Linked DNA regions of Homo sapiens: region 1 is linked to region 2. Evidence: chromatin contacts called from ENCODE Hi-C data. All regions are on one chromosome and are shown on one strand. The core of a region is the stretch at or near the end of the contact, and the rest is flanking DNA. Distances in the headings are between cores, read along the strand shown. Region 1 has its middle 97 kb from the start of PODXL. Region 2 holds the start of LINC-PINT (long intergenic non-protein coding RNA, p53 induced transcript).

The links. Hi-C counts contacts between places; a loop is a spot of excess contacts on that map. Pooled maps may share reads with other maps.
Region 1: a map of IMR-90 shows a loop between it and region 2 (11-fold over the local background). The contact joins the enhancer-like site here to the promoter of LINC-PINT in region 2. A Hi-C loop is called at or near these places in 3 of 168 maps with a recorded cell type or tissue (IMR-90, endothelial cell of umbilical vein and head of caudate nucleus) and 11 of 50 pooled maps.

What each region holds. Positions count from the first base shown.
Region 1 is chr7:131,650,594-131,656,913 of GRCh38, forward strand. No RefSeq gene overlaps it. Among named protein-coding and RNA genes, the nearest start is that of PODXL, 97 kb to the left of the region's middle. RefSeq lists enhancers at 1,839-2,406, 5,487-6,038 and silencers at 4,097-4,391, 4,137-4,431. Within about 2 kb of position 2,599, at least 2 of the 41 ENCODE cell types and tissues checked have a DNase peak (open chromatin) inside an H3K27ac peak, as active enhancers do.
Region 2 is chr7:131,108,592-131,114,278 of GRCh38, forward strand. It overlaps LINC-PINT (long intergenic non-protein coding RNA, p53 induced transcript), which reads right to left and starts at 1,334. Exons shown (of 8, transcript NR_170176.1): 1 at 1,146-1,334; 2 at 1-212. It also overlaps a transcript of MKLN1 not described here. RefSeq lists enhancers at 1-186, 2,581-3,122 and silencers at 1,410-1,459, 1,540-1,689, 2,840-2,899.

The DNA of each region.
Region 1 (6,320 bases), core at 1,349-3,848, 540 kb after region 2:
CCATACCTGGCTAATTTTAAATATTTTGTAGGGATGGGAGTCGGGGAGGGGGCCTCCCTATGTAGCCCAGGCTGGTCTTGAACTCCTGGGCTCAAGCCATCCACCTACCTCAGCCTCTCAAAGTACTAGCATTATAGGCATGAGCCACCACACCTGGACTTTTTTTTTTATTTTTTATTTATTTATTTTTTTTGTGACGGAGTCTCTCTTTGACACCCAGGCTGAAGTGCAAATGGCTCGATCTCAGCTCACTGCAACCTCTGCCTCCCGGGTTCAAGCGATTCTTCTGCCTCAGCCTCCCGAGTAGCTGGGACTACAGGCTCCCACCACCATGCCTGGCTAATTTTTGTATTTTTGGTAGAGACGGGGTTTCACCATATTGGCCAGGCTGGTCTCAAACTCGTGACAATGTGATCCACCTGCCTCAGCCTCCCAAAGTGCTGGGATTACAGGTGTGAGCCACCGCGCCTGGCCCTCATTTATTTTTAATTGTAGTAAAAAACCACGTAACATAAAATTTACCCTCCTAACCATTTTCACATGTGCAGTTCAGTAGTGTTAGTATATCTACACTGTTCAGTAGTGTTAGTATATCTACATTGTTATACAACAAATCTCCAGAACTTTTCATCTTGCAAAGCTAACATGGTACCCATTAAAGAACAACTCCCCATTTCCCTTCCTCACAGCCCCTGGCAACCGCCATCCTACTTTCTGTTGCTGTGAGGTTGAGTTCTTTAGATCCCTTAAGTAAGGGGAATCTTTTCATGGACATATGTGTAATCATTCACTTCACCTCAAGGTTCTTCTGTGTTGTGGCAGGTAGCAGGTTTCCTTCCTTTCCACAGCTGCATCAAGTTCTGTTGTGTGGAAAGAAAACATTTTCTTTCTTTCTTTTTTCTTTGGGCGCAATGTTGGCTCACTGCAACCTCCACCTCTCAGGTTCAAGCGATTCTCCTGCCTCAGCTTCCTGAGTACCTGGGATTACAAGCACACGCCATCATGCCCGGATAATTTTTGTATTTTTAGTAGAGACAGGGTTTCACCATGCTGGTCAGGCTGGTCTTGAACTCCTGACCTCAGGTGATCCACCTGCCTTGGACTCCCAAAGTGCTGGGATTACAGGCGTGAGCCACCGCGCCTGGCCGAGACCACAGTTTCTTATGCCACATTATCTTAGCATGGGGTACCTCGCATCTGTTGTGTGATGTGTCCAGCCTGGATTCGGACTATGCTGTTACTGGCCATTATTGCACACCCACTGAACTCCAGGGACTGTTTTAACGTCTTAGGTGACGGTCTTTAGGAAGTTCTCACACTTTCGGGAACCTCCATTGCAGGTGGAAAAGGTCTTTGTTCCTCCCGCCTCCCTGACCCCCAAGAACACGGTTGTTCCACCAGAACAAGCCCTCATTCCTTGGCCATGTTTACACGTTCTGAATGAAGGATTCAGCTAGGAACCTCTACTGCTTTGGGAAGCATTTCAAAAGATAGAAATAAGAAAAATGAACAAACATTCCTGCATTTTTGAAATGGTGACATTTCATTTGGGCCTCACACCCACTGTGTGAGATTTGTGATCTCCACGTTTGGGATGAAGAAATGGATGTGTGAGGTGGAAGAAGGGATGGGAGGGGAAAGGGTAGCTTGGAGCAGGGCTAGCAGGAGGCAGCGAGGTGCTCAGGCTGTAGTACCTGCCCCGAGAGGAAGCGCCCTGCACATCTGTGCCCTGGGTGCTCACTTGACTCACCTAAGTCCTAGCTCTGGGCAGGAGGCTGAGCCTGAGAGAAGCCCCCCCAAGGCCAGGAGCAGGTGTCCACACCCCAAGGTCTGAAAGCCACCCTAAAGTGGGTTCAGGGCTGTAAGGGGCTCCGTGTGGGAAGTCAGGAAGGCCCCCGGGGGCTGAAAACAGAGTTTGACCTGAAAGAGGCCTGAGCCCCAGGACCTGCACTGTGTCTGAGTTAATTGTCCCCACCCTCTGCCTGTCCCTTGTCTTAGGTGTTCAGTCCTAATTACTGCCTTTTTTTTTTTTTGAGGCGGAGTCTCGCCCTGTCGCCCAGGCTGGAGTGCAGTGGCATGATCTCGGCTCACTGCAACTTCTGCCTCCCAGGTTCAAGCGATTCTACTGCCCCAGCATCCCGATTAGCTGGGATTACAAGTGCGTGCCACCACGCCCAGCTAATTTTTTGTATCTTTAGTAGAGACAGGTTTTCACCATGTTGGCCAGGCTGGTCCCAAACTCCTGACCTCGTGATCCTTCCTGCCTCGGCCTCCCAAAGTGCTGGGATTACAGGTGTGAGCCACGGCACCCAGCCTTAATTACTGCTTCTTAACATCCCTACAGGAGCCACCTGAAGGTGCTATGGATGCAGGTGAAGAAATGACATCCAGGCAGGGCTTATGCAGATGCCTCTTGCCTCCAAAAGGAGGATTGGGTCCCTCTGCTGTACTTAAAACAACTTGAAGCTGGGAATTGTGGAGGGGGGGAGGGGGGGAGGGGGCCTCAGTCCCACAGAGACCTAGCTCCCATTTCGTGTGGCCAGGGTGTTGAGAACCTTTGTCCCTGGAGCCCCTGTGCTGAGTCATAAACACATGGGACAAATTCCAGCAGTAAACGACCATTCACTAAGTTGCAAGTGACTTTCTCAGTCTTCTTTGCTTTTGTGCAGAGAAGACTGAGAATTCAGCCCTAGAGAATTCAGCTCTGGTTGTGAGTGCCTCTTTTCCAGGGCAGAGACTTCTGGAAAAGCAGATGGAGCCTTGTGGAATGGGGCTCTCTGCCTCATCTGGGGAGTGACTCTCGATTCCCCTCACCTGTCCCTCCCATCACACCTGGGCTTCTTTGCGGTGACAGGTGTGTGTCTGGAGAGGGAGTAGAGTGGAACGCAGGTTTGGTTGTGGGATGTGGGGGTCGCAGAGGTGCACCCTGGGATCTGAAGGCTGGCCTCTGTCCTCCCATCTGGACGGGCAAGGAGCTCAGCCTCCCAGACTCTGCTTTCTGACTCATCTAATGGCAGTCCTCATAATTTCCTCCTAGGATGGTTGAGACGGTCAAAAGGAAAGCAGGTGGGAAAACTCCTGGCGAAGCAGAAAGTGTTCCGCTGTGGGGAGGTTTTATTTTTCCCTCATGAGGAGTGGACGGTGGAGATGGGGGGACAGTGGGAGGGAAAGGCCTGGGCAGGCGTGTTTGGGAAAAGATGATGAAGGGCACTTTGGAATTTGTAGATACCAGGAGACTAAGGGGAGGAGTGCTGTGGGGGGTCATTTGGGGTTGGAGGCTGAATAAGCAGGGTGTGGAGTGGGGCAGAAGAATCCAGCATCTCCCAAAGTGGAGGGATAGTGAGCAGTTGCTGCGTGTGTGGGGTGTGTGTGTGTGTGATGTGTTTTGTGTGTGCTGTATGTGTTTGTTGTGGTGTATGTTGTGTGTGCTGTGTGTGGGTGCTGTATTGTATATGTAGGGTGTGTATGCTGTGTGTTGTGTGTGTGGTGTGATGTGTGTGTGTTGTGGTATGTGTTGTAGTGGTATGTGTTGTGGGGGTGTGTATTTGTGTGTGTGTTGTGTGACGTGTGTGTAGGGTTTATGTGTTGCATTATGTGTTGTGTGTATGTTGCGTGTGTTGTGTGTTGTCTGGTACATTGTATTGTGGGTGTGTGTTGTAGGGATGTGTGTGTTGTGTGTTATGTTGTGTGGGTATGTGTGGTGAGTTGTCCATTGTGTGTTGTGTTGGGTGTGTGATGTGTGTTGTGTGGTATGTTGTACTGTGTGTGTGTGTTGTGGGGTATGTGTTGTATGGATGTGTGGTGAGTTGTGTGGTAAATTGTGTTGTAGGGGTGTGTGTTGTAGGGGTGTGTATTGGGGTGTGTATGTGTGGTGTGTGTTATGTGATATGTGCATTGTGTTGTGGGGTGTGTGTCGTAGGGGTGTTTGTGGTGTGTGTTGGGGTGTATATGTGTGGTTTGTGTTGTGGGTATGTGTGTGTAGCTGATGTTGGGATGCATTGTGTGTTTTGTGGGTGTGGTATGTTTTGTGTGTTGTGTTGTGGGTGTGTATTATAGGGGTGTGTGTGTTGTGTGTTGGGGTGTGTGTGGCGTGCCTTGTGTGGTATGTGGTACATTGTGTTGTGGGGTATGTGTTGTAGGGGTGTGTGTGGTGTGTGTTGTGCGGTGTCCTCCTGGGCATGTTCCCACCTTGGCAGTGCTGTCTCTGCCTGGGCCGCCCTTTGGGCAGCTGCTCCTGAGCCCTGCCTGGCTTAGTTGGCCTGTGCCCGCCACCTGGTGGCCGAGAGTGGAAGGGCAACCGGGCGTCTCACCACGGCCGTGGCTTGGGCGCATCCTCTTTTGAGAATAGGTCCTTGTTCCCCTCTTTGCTTGTGTCTCTTCTCCTCAGCGTCTTGCCTCTACCTCCTTCTCTCAGCTCTGTACCAAGGGGGTCGGATTTCAGGTTTCCCTAAACGTCTCAGCGTGAATGGGAGTGAAGTCTCCAAGGCTGCCTGCCTCCCAGGGCAGTCGTGAGGATGACATGGCTGAGGAGGGGGCTGTGACAGGATGTGGCAGCTCACAGGCTCCTCAGGCATGACAGGAGAGGTACAGGATGAGCTTGCAACCCCCTCAGAATCAGGTGGCTATTGTGGAGCAGCCCCTCCAGGATCCCAGCACAGGTTCCGTCCCTGCCAGTTTACGGGAAAGGTGGCCAGGTGTCAGCGGTCAGGCATTTCTACTCCACGTAACACCCACCTGCTGTGTATTTTCTATTAAGGATTTTCAAAAAAAACAAGGGAATTATTTGAGACGCATAAAGTTACATTGTGTGGATTTACTAAGCAATTAAAGCAAATGCTGTGAGTAATTGCAGATGTGCTGTCCAGGTATTGTTCTAGTTTTAACTACTGATCCCTTCTCCCTAAAGAACAGGCCCTGGTCCTTTAGACAGAGCTGCCTGGGCTGATAGCTCTGCCCTAAGTGCGCGATGATTCCTTCATTCATTTGTACATTTGGTTACTGATGTAACAAGTATTCATTAAATCCGCAGCACGTGCCTGGCACTGTGCTACATACTGGGGACAAAAAAGATGAACAAACACATCCTGCCCTCCAGGGTCCTGACTACAGCTAAGAGGCCACATCAAGATAAATGCAACAAGCCTGCATCAGGGGGCTTCACCTGAGCCAAGGCTGTTGTCCCCAAAGCGTCTGACATGGGGGCCTTTAAGAGTTAGTGTTTCAGGAATACACACACCGGTCTTTTCAGACTCATCTGTGTGAAACTCACATTCTGATGCTCTGAGATTCTGATGCAATCGGTCTATGAAGCTCCCGGAAGCCAGGTGTGTAGCCCCTTTTCTAGAACATGACTGGGATAGGAGAGTGGAGACAGGGCAGGGGATTTCAAGGCGACAGGCTGGTGCTGCCTGGGGAAGAGGGGCTCTTAGAGCAGCCAGGCACCTCTGCTGATTGGCCTGGACCTAGGAGGCCAGGGCCCCATGCTCTGTGCTGTGGGCTCCCACCAGGTAGCAGCGGCCCCCACAGAGAGAGTGCGGCCTGCCAGTGGCAGCTTCGCTGTCTGGCACAAAGTAAGTGAGGGTTTAATGACATTGCCATGATGTCTTTCTTTTCTTGGGTTCCTGCTGCCTGCACCTGGCTGAAATACAGCGGGGTGGGCTGAGGCTTCTGTGTTCTCTTGGAGTTGATGGTCACAGCTCCTTGATCTGACTGGCCTGGCTTGACTGGATCACAGAAAAAGCTGCTTATTCACCTAAACAGGCCAATGTCACCAGCAAGACTGACTTGGGATACAAAGCAACTCTGTATCTATGGCTTATTTCCAAAAGGATGTTCTATAAACATTAACTCTATGTAATTTATAATATTAATAATATAATTAATATCACAATATTGTATATAATATATAATCAATATAATCATAATACAATATTATAAAATTAATATAATGTTATAATAGAATTAATAGTTACACTATCATATAATACAATTAATATTTATAATATAGTTAATTTTTATAATATTAATTTATGAAAATTTCAAATGCAGAGAGGGAAAAAATGAGAAGACAAGAGAAAAATGAGAGATTGATGGTCAACTTAGGATATATTGGTAAAACATAATTTAAGTTGTAAAAATAAACAGTTTTTTGAAGTAGCTACCCAGATGTTTTGATAAAATGACTTTTCAAGAGGTGGGGGTTGCATTCAGCATTTCCCAGGTACATTTGGTCATGGAGTCCTTCCTGGGAACCGCCTCTCCACACTACAGTTTGGGGAATATCAGTTTGGGAAACATTTCTCTATGGTTTTACCTTCTTC
Region 2 (5,687 bases), core at 84-2,583:
TAATAACAGAAATAGAACCAGGCATTTGATACATAATTACCATCACCACGGCTTTCAAGCTTTCTGGAATTACGTTCCTCCAGTAACTGTTGATGATGCTTGCAGGAGGCAAAATGCAATGCAGTTTTTCTCTTCCGCAGCTATATTAGGGCTTTGTTGCTGACAACAGTGAAAACTTGTTTGTGTCAGGAAGTGAGGTACGGAGATATGACCTGGAAGGTACAGACAAAACCAAAGTGGCAGTTTTTGCATTACTTTTCTGACCACATTCTTTCAAATGGTGACAAGAAGGCGGTCTGCTGTAAAATTCGTGGGGTGTTTGATGGGAAACAAAATAATCAGAAAAACATAATTATCCCTAGCCATACCATACTTGCTAGACGCTAGAAAGTATACATATATGTAATCTCTGTATACATAGAGAAAGCAAAAAGCATGTGCACTTTAATATTTTTGAACCACTAATTTTGTCATCATTTGTACCATTAACAAACACTTGGAAAGACTCACTCAAGTCCAGGGATGTGTGGAAACTCACAATGTTGAGTGCTGTGGGTATTACTGACTCACAGTCCCTTAAAGGGTTTGTACCATAAATCCCAAATTTCTGCCTTAAAGTTTTTACAGACATGGAGATTTTATCCTGTAAATCTAAGCCAGATAGCTATTTCTGGGTTTTTTAGTTCATGCTTTTCCATTTTATAAAGGAAACTGTGTGGATTGGCGGAATCAAGAAAAACTTCGCAAGAAACTGAAGAGTGGGATGGAAGATCTTTTCGTTTGGCCTTGCCTTGACTCTGTCTCTCTCCACCTCATCAGTTTACTTCATCAGCCATGATGAATGAGCTCCATTCCAACCCTTCTAATTCTATAATATCTCTCCCAAGTTTTACCTTCCTATCTCATGCCTAATTCTTTTCATCCCTTTCCTCCTACCTCCCTTGCCTCCCAACTCAGCCCCTTTTCTGCCTGGGGGCTCAGCTCGGGCCTCCCCAAAGACTGTACCCCCCACCCTCCCCTGCAGCTACCCCCACCCCCACGCCCTTCCCAGCTCGGCCTCTCTTCTTTGCAACTCTACCTCCTTACCTCTTTTGACCTCTAATCACCTTCACAGTCTGGCCCTTGACTTCTGGGCCTCTTCTTACCTCTCTTTACCTGAAATGTCCTGGCCCTCACTGGGGTCTCCTCCACACCCTTCTCTCTGGTCCCATCCCTTCTGCTGCCAAGCCCCAGCGTTCCTCCGGCTCGGCCTGGTCAGCTTGAGCCTCATTTTGTTCGCGTGCCCCTGGGCTGGGAAAGGAGTGTGTGGTGCACAGTGGGGCCAAGGATCCCCTGGGGCCGCGGCCTCTGCCTCGCCCCCTCCACCCCTCCCGAGTCCCGGTTGCGGCGCTTCCTGGGCGGATGGCTTGAAATTGCTGCAGCAGCTGCGGTTCTGCTGTGTCATGCAAGAAGGAGGCGGCGGCGGCGGCGGCGGCGGCCGGAGCTGGAGGGGGAGGAGGGGAGGAACCTGATCCTCCGGTAGCGAAGGGCTAGAGGCAAACACCGAGCTCCTCCAGAGCCGCCCGGGAGCAGGGAGGGCTCCGCTAGCCCGGGGGGCCCTCCCCGCGGGGCAGATGGTAAGTGGGGCGGTGCAGGTGGTCGCCTTGGGAAGGGAGCGCGCAGGGGGGTAAGGTGGGGCGGCGGGAAGTGCTAGAAGTCACCCCAGCCAAACTGAAGGAGCCCAGTTTCCAGCTGAGAGGGACCCAGGCCGTAATAAGGATGTCCAGCCAAACGCAGCAATAATTACTATTGGAGTGACGCCCCGAAGTTGACCCCAAGCTACACAGAGGGTGGAGTGGTGCATCCTGAACCCAGGACAGAGCTGGAGGCAATGATTCAGGGTTTGAGAAGTATCAGCCCATCGGCCTGGCGCTTTAAGGTGCAGCTGAGTAGGAAAAGCCAACCCACATCATATTCCCAGAGCCTTGCTGCGCTTTCTGGGTTGTCTTGTTCAAAACTAGTGAAAGGGATGGGAAACCTGCCCAACCTCACTTTAGCCACGAAAATAATGCTCTTGGCCAGTGGCCTTGGACAAACAGCCTCTGGTGCAACAAAACAATCAATAGGAAGAAGAACTTCATTCCCCTCACCATCCTCCTTCCCCAAGTTCCTTTGACCAGCATACCTCATTCGGCTTAAAGGAGAAAGAAAACTATGTGTGACATTCCCTCCCAGCCTACCTGCAGCCAGCCTCCTCACCACACAAACTGCCCATCCCGCTTCTCTCCTCATCTTCAGAGCCATGATTCCAAGAGACATTGCAATACTACTCACTTTAGGTGAGAAGACTGCCTGAAACTCTGAACAATTTCACCTCCCTTGCCCTTTGCCACAGGGGATTCAGAAACCTACAACTGAGAGCAGGGAAATATACGGACAGGCTTGGCACGTAGGAACATTACTTCCTTCACTGGAGTGTAGTTCTCCAGACAACTTTTTAATTATGATTATTCCCTTCCATTGCACTCCTGGAAATTTCAAAGCACTTTCTAAAACATCATTTTTTTTATGTCAGTCATACATTTAGAGGTAAGGGGTTGATGGGATTAACTGAAAGGCTAATGACTGTCTCAAAAGCACATGCTGTTGCTAGGGAACCCAAGCTCCTGCTGCTCTCTAATCACCAGCGTGTTCCGTGGAAATCAAACTGCTCAGGGTGTTATTAAAATGAATGGCATCGGGTTAAAGGCATTCTTGCTTATGTTGTAGCATCCTGGATTATTATCGATTGCCTCACACCCACATATCTTGTTTTCCTAATTTGATTTCTGTATTTGCGTCACTGCCAGGGACACTCAGACTAGACCAGTCAGTTCACTTCCTGTTTCTCAGAACTGGTTTATATTTGGTCTCGTAGCACTAGCTGGTAAAACATTATCAAACTGATCCTCTTGGAAAGAAATCTTTGCTTCCCATTGAAAACAAAATATTCCAATTAAATTGTAATTCCTGTGGAAAACGTCATCATTTGAGGAGTAGACTGCCAGTTGCCATTTGAGAAACAATCCTTGAAATGTAAAGCCTAGAAAAAAAAAACATCATCTTGATTTCTTTTACCCAGAATCTTCATTCCTCAGCACTAGAACTAAGACAAACTCGAGTAAAGAGTAGATTTAAGTATACTTCTAAAATGAAACGCATAAATAAATAAATAAATAAATAAATAAATACATGTCGAAGCTGGGGAAATCATTTAGACTAAACAAGGCATAAAATTGAATGGAATCCAGGCCCAGGAAGGACAAGTAATTTTGGGTTAGCATTGTGGCATTCGGAGAACACAGTGTGACTACAAGGCTACACTACAAATAGGAAACCCCATCACTTTGTGTACTAATTGTCTTTTTTACCAATTCCTCTATGTCCCTGGACAAGACAACCTTGTTTTGTTTTGTTTGTTTTCAGTTCCTTCCTCTTTATAACAAGGATATTGCAAAGGCAATATCAGAAAGATAAGCCCTATGTAAATAGGTGGATTCTGATGTAGATAATTTGTTTAGATGGAAAATGAAGCCCTTTGAAAAAGATGTATAATGGCATCGATAGCCTGGATGACCTTGAGTGAGCCATTGTAGGTCTTATGTCAGTTTCTTCGTGGAAGCTTAAATGAAAGTGCTGGACTAAAGGATTTCTAAGGTTCCTCCCATTTACAAACTTCTGTGATGAGATTGAACTCACTACATAAAAATTTCAATTTTAGCTGGATTTTGCAATGTTAAATTTAAGCACTGAACCTTTAATATCTATCCATAGGAACCTTGAGGGAAATGATGGGAAATGACTTTCTATTGATGTATCCATTTTTAGTGTCTGTTGACAGAAAAATAAAATTTACCTTGCTCCCCATGTACTTAGTCTCTCCCTGCCTCAGTGGTATTATGGAAGCAACAGGATAAGAGTTACAAAAGGATATAAAAGTATAGAGAAAGTTCTTTCAGTCTACTCACTTATTTATTATGACAACGTGTCACTGTGTTACCCAGGCTGGCCTCCAACTCCTGGGCTCAAGCAAGCCTCCCACCTCAGCTTCCTGAGTAGCTGGGGCTACAGGTGCACTCAACCATGCCTAGCCTTTCAGTCATTTTAGATATAGGTAATCCTAAGTACTCTGATGATCAAAGTGGTGGAATGATGGAGGAAGGGGTGTACAAAAAAATAATCAACTGAATCCTCATGGAACTAATAATAATCTATTTGCCTGTGTTTTAATTAGTGCTAGGCAAAAATAGACCTAGCTCAGCTCTTGGAATTTTTCAAATTCACAGTATTGAGAAGTAGCATGAAGAAATGTGAGATTTGTGCCAGAGAGAAAAGACCTGACTTTGAAACCCAACTCTGCCACTTTATTCATTATTGAGTGCTTGCTGTGTGTCAGGTACTGTGCTGGGTGCTGGGAATACAAAGATGAATAAGACACAGTTTCTGCTCTGAAGGACATTATAGTATCATGAGAACAAAGATGAATATACAGTTGATCACGCAACAGTGAGATGATATCAACAGGGGAGCTCATAAGAATGGTGCCTAACCCTGACCACGCATAGGGTCTCTAACCACACAAGGTGAATCTTGAGATGCGTTCTGAAGGATAAGTAGAAGTAAGCCAGACAAGTGGGCAGGTTACAGGGAAAGATATTCCAAGCAAAGAAAGTACTATGTGTAAAGACCTTAGGGAAAAAGCTGTGTGCAGGGAGTTGAGGGTGAAGAACAGAGCCTGGCAAGTAGGTTCTAAATAAATACATTGTATAAATGCATGGCAGAAGTCCTGGAGGAGAAATCCAGAAAGATTAGCATGGTTGAGTATGTTATCCTAAAAAGTTTGAACTTATTCTAAGGCCAGTGGAGAACCACTGATGAATTTTAAGGGGCATAGTGAACTGATCAAATGTTCATTTTAGAAAGATCTCTCAGCTGGGTGCAGTGGCACACTACTGTAATCCCAGCAGTTTGGGAGGTTGAGGTGGGCAGATTGCTTGAGCTCAAGAGTTTGAGACCAGCCTGGGCAACATGGTGAAACCCCTGTCTCTACAAAAATACAAAAAAAAAAAAAAAAAAAATTAGCCAGGCCTGGTGGCACACACCTGTAGTCCCAGCTCCTCAGGAGGATCACTTGAACCACAGAAGCGGAGGTTGCAATGAGCAGAGATCATGCCACTGTGCTCCGGCCTGGGGAAACCTACAATCATGGTGGAAGGCGAAGGGGAAGCAGCCACCTTCACAAGGCAGCAGGAGAGAGAGAGCTTGCGGGGGAAACTGACACTTTTAAAACCGTCAGATCTCATGAGAACTCCCTCACTATCGTGAGAACAGCATGGAGGGAACTGCCCCCATGATCCAGTCACCTCCCACCAGGTCCCTCCCTCAGCACGTGGGGCTAACAGTTTGAGATGGGACACAGAGCCAAACCATATCACATTATAAGAAAGAAATAATGATGCATGTCTAAACTAAGGTAGCAAGAATGGACATGGAGAGAGGAAGCATTGAAAGGGTTTAAGATATATTAAGGACATAGAACCAACAGAATTTGATTATTGATGGTATCCTCCATCAATGCTATCCTTCCATTTTCATAAGCCATAAATCTGCTCCCATTATATCCTGCAGATATATCCTGAGGTCCAAGATAGGGACCTCAGGAGGAAAAG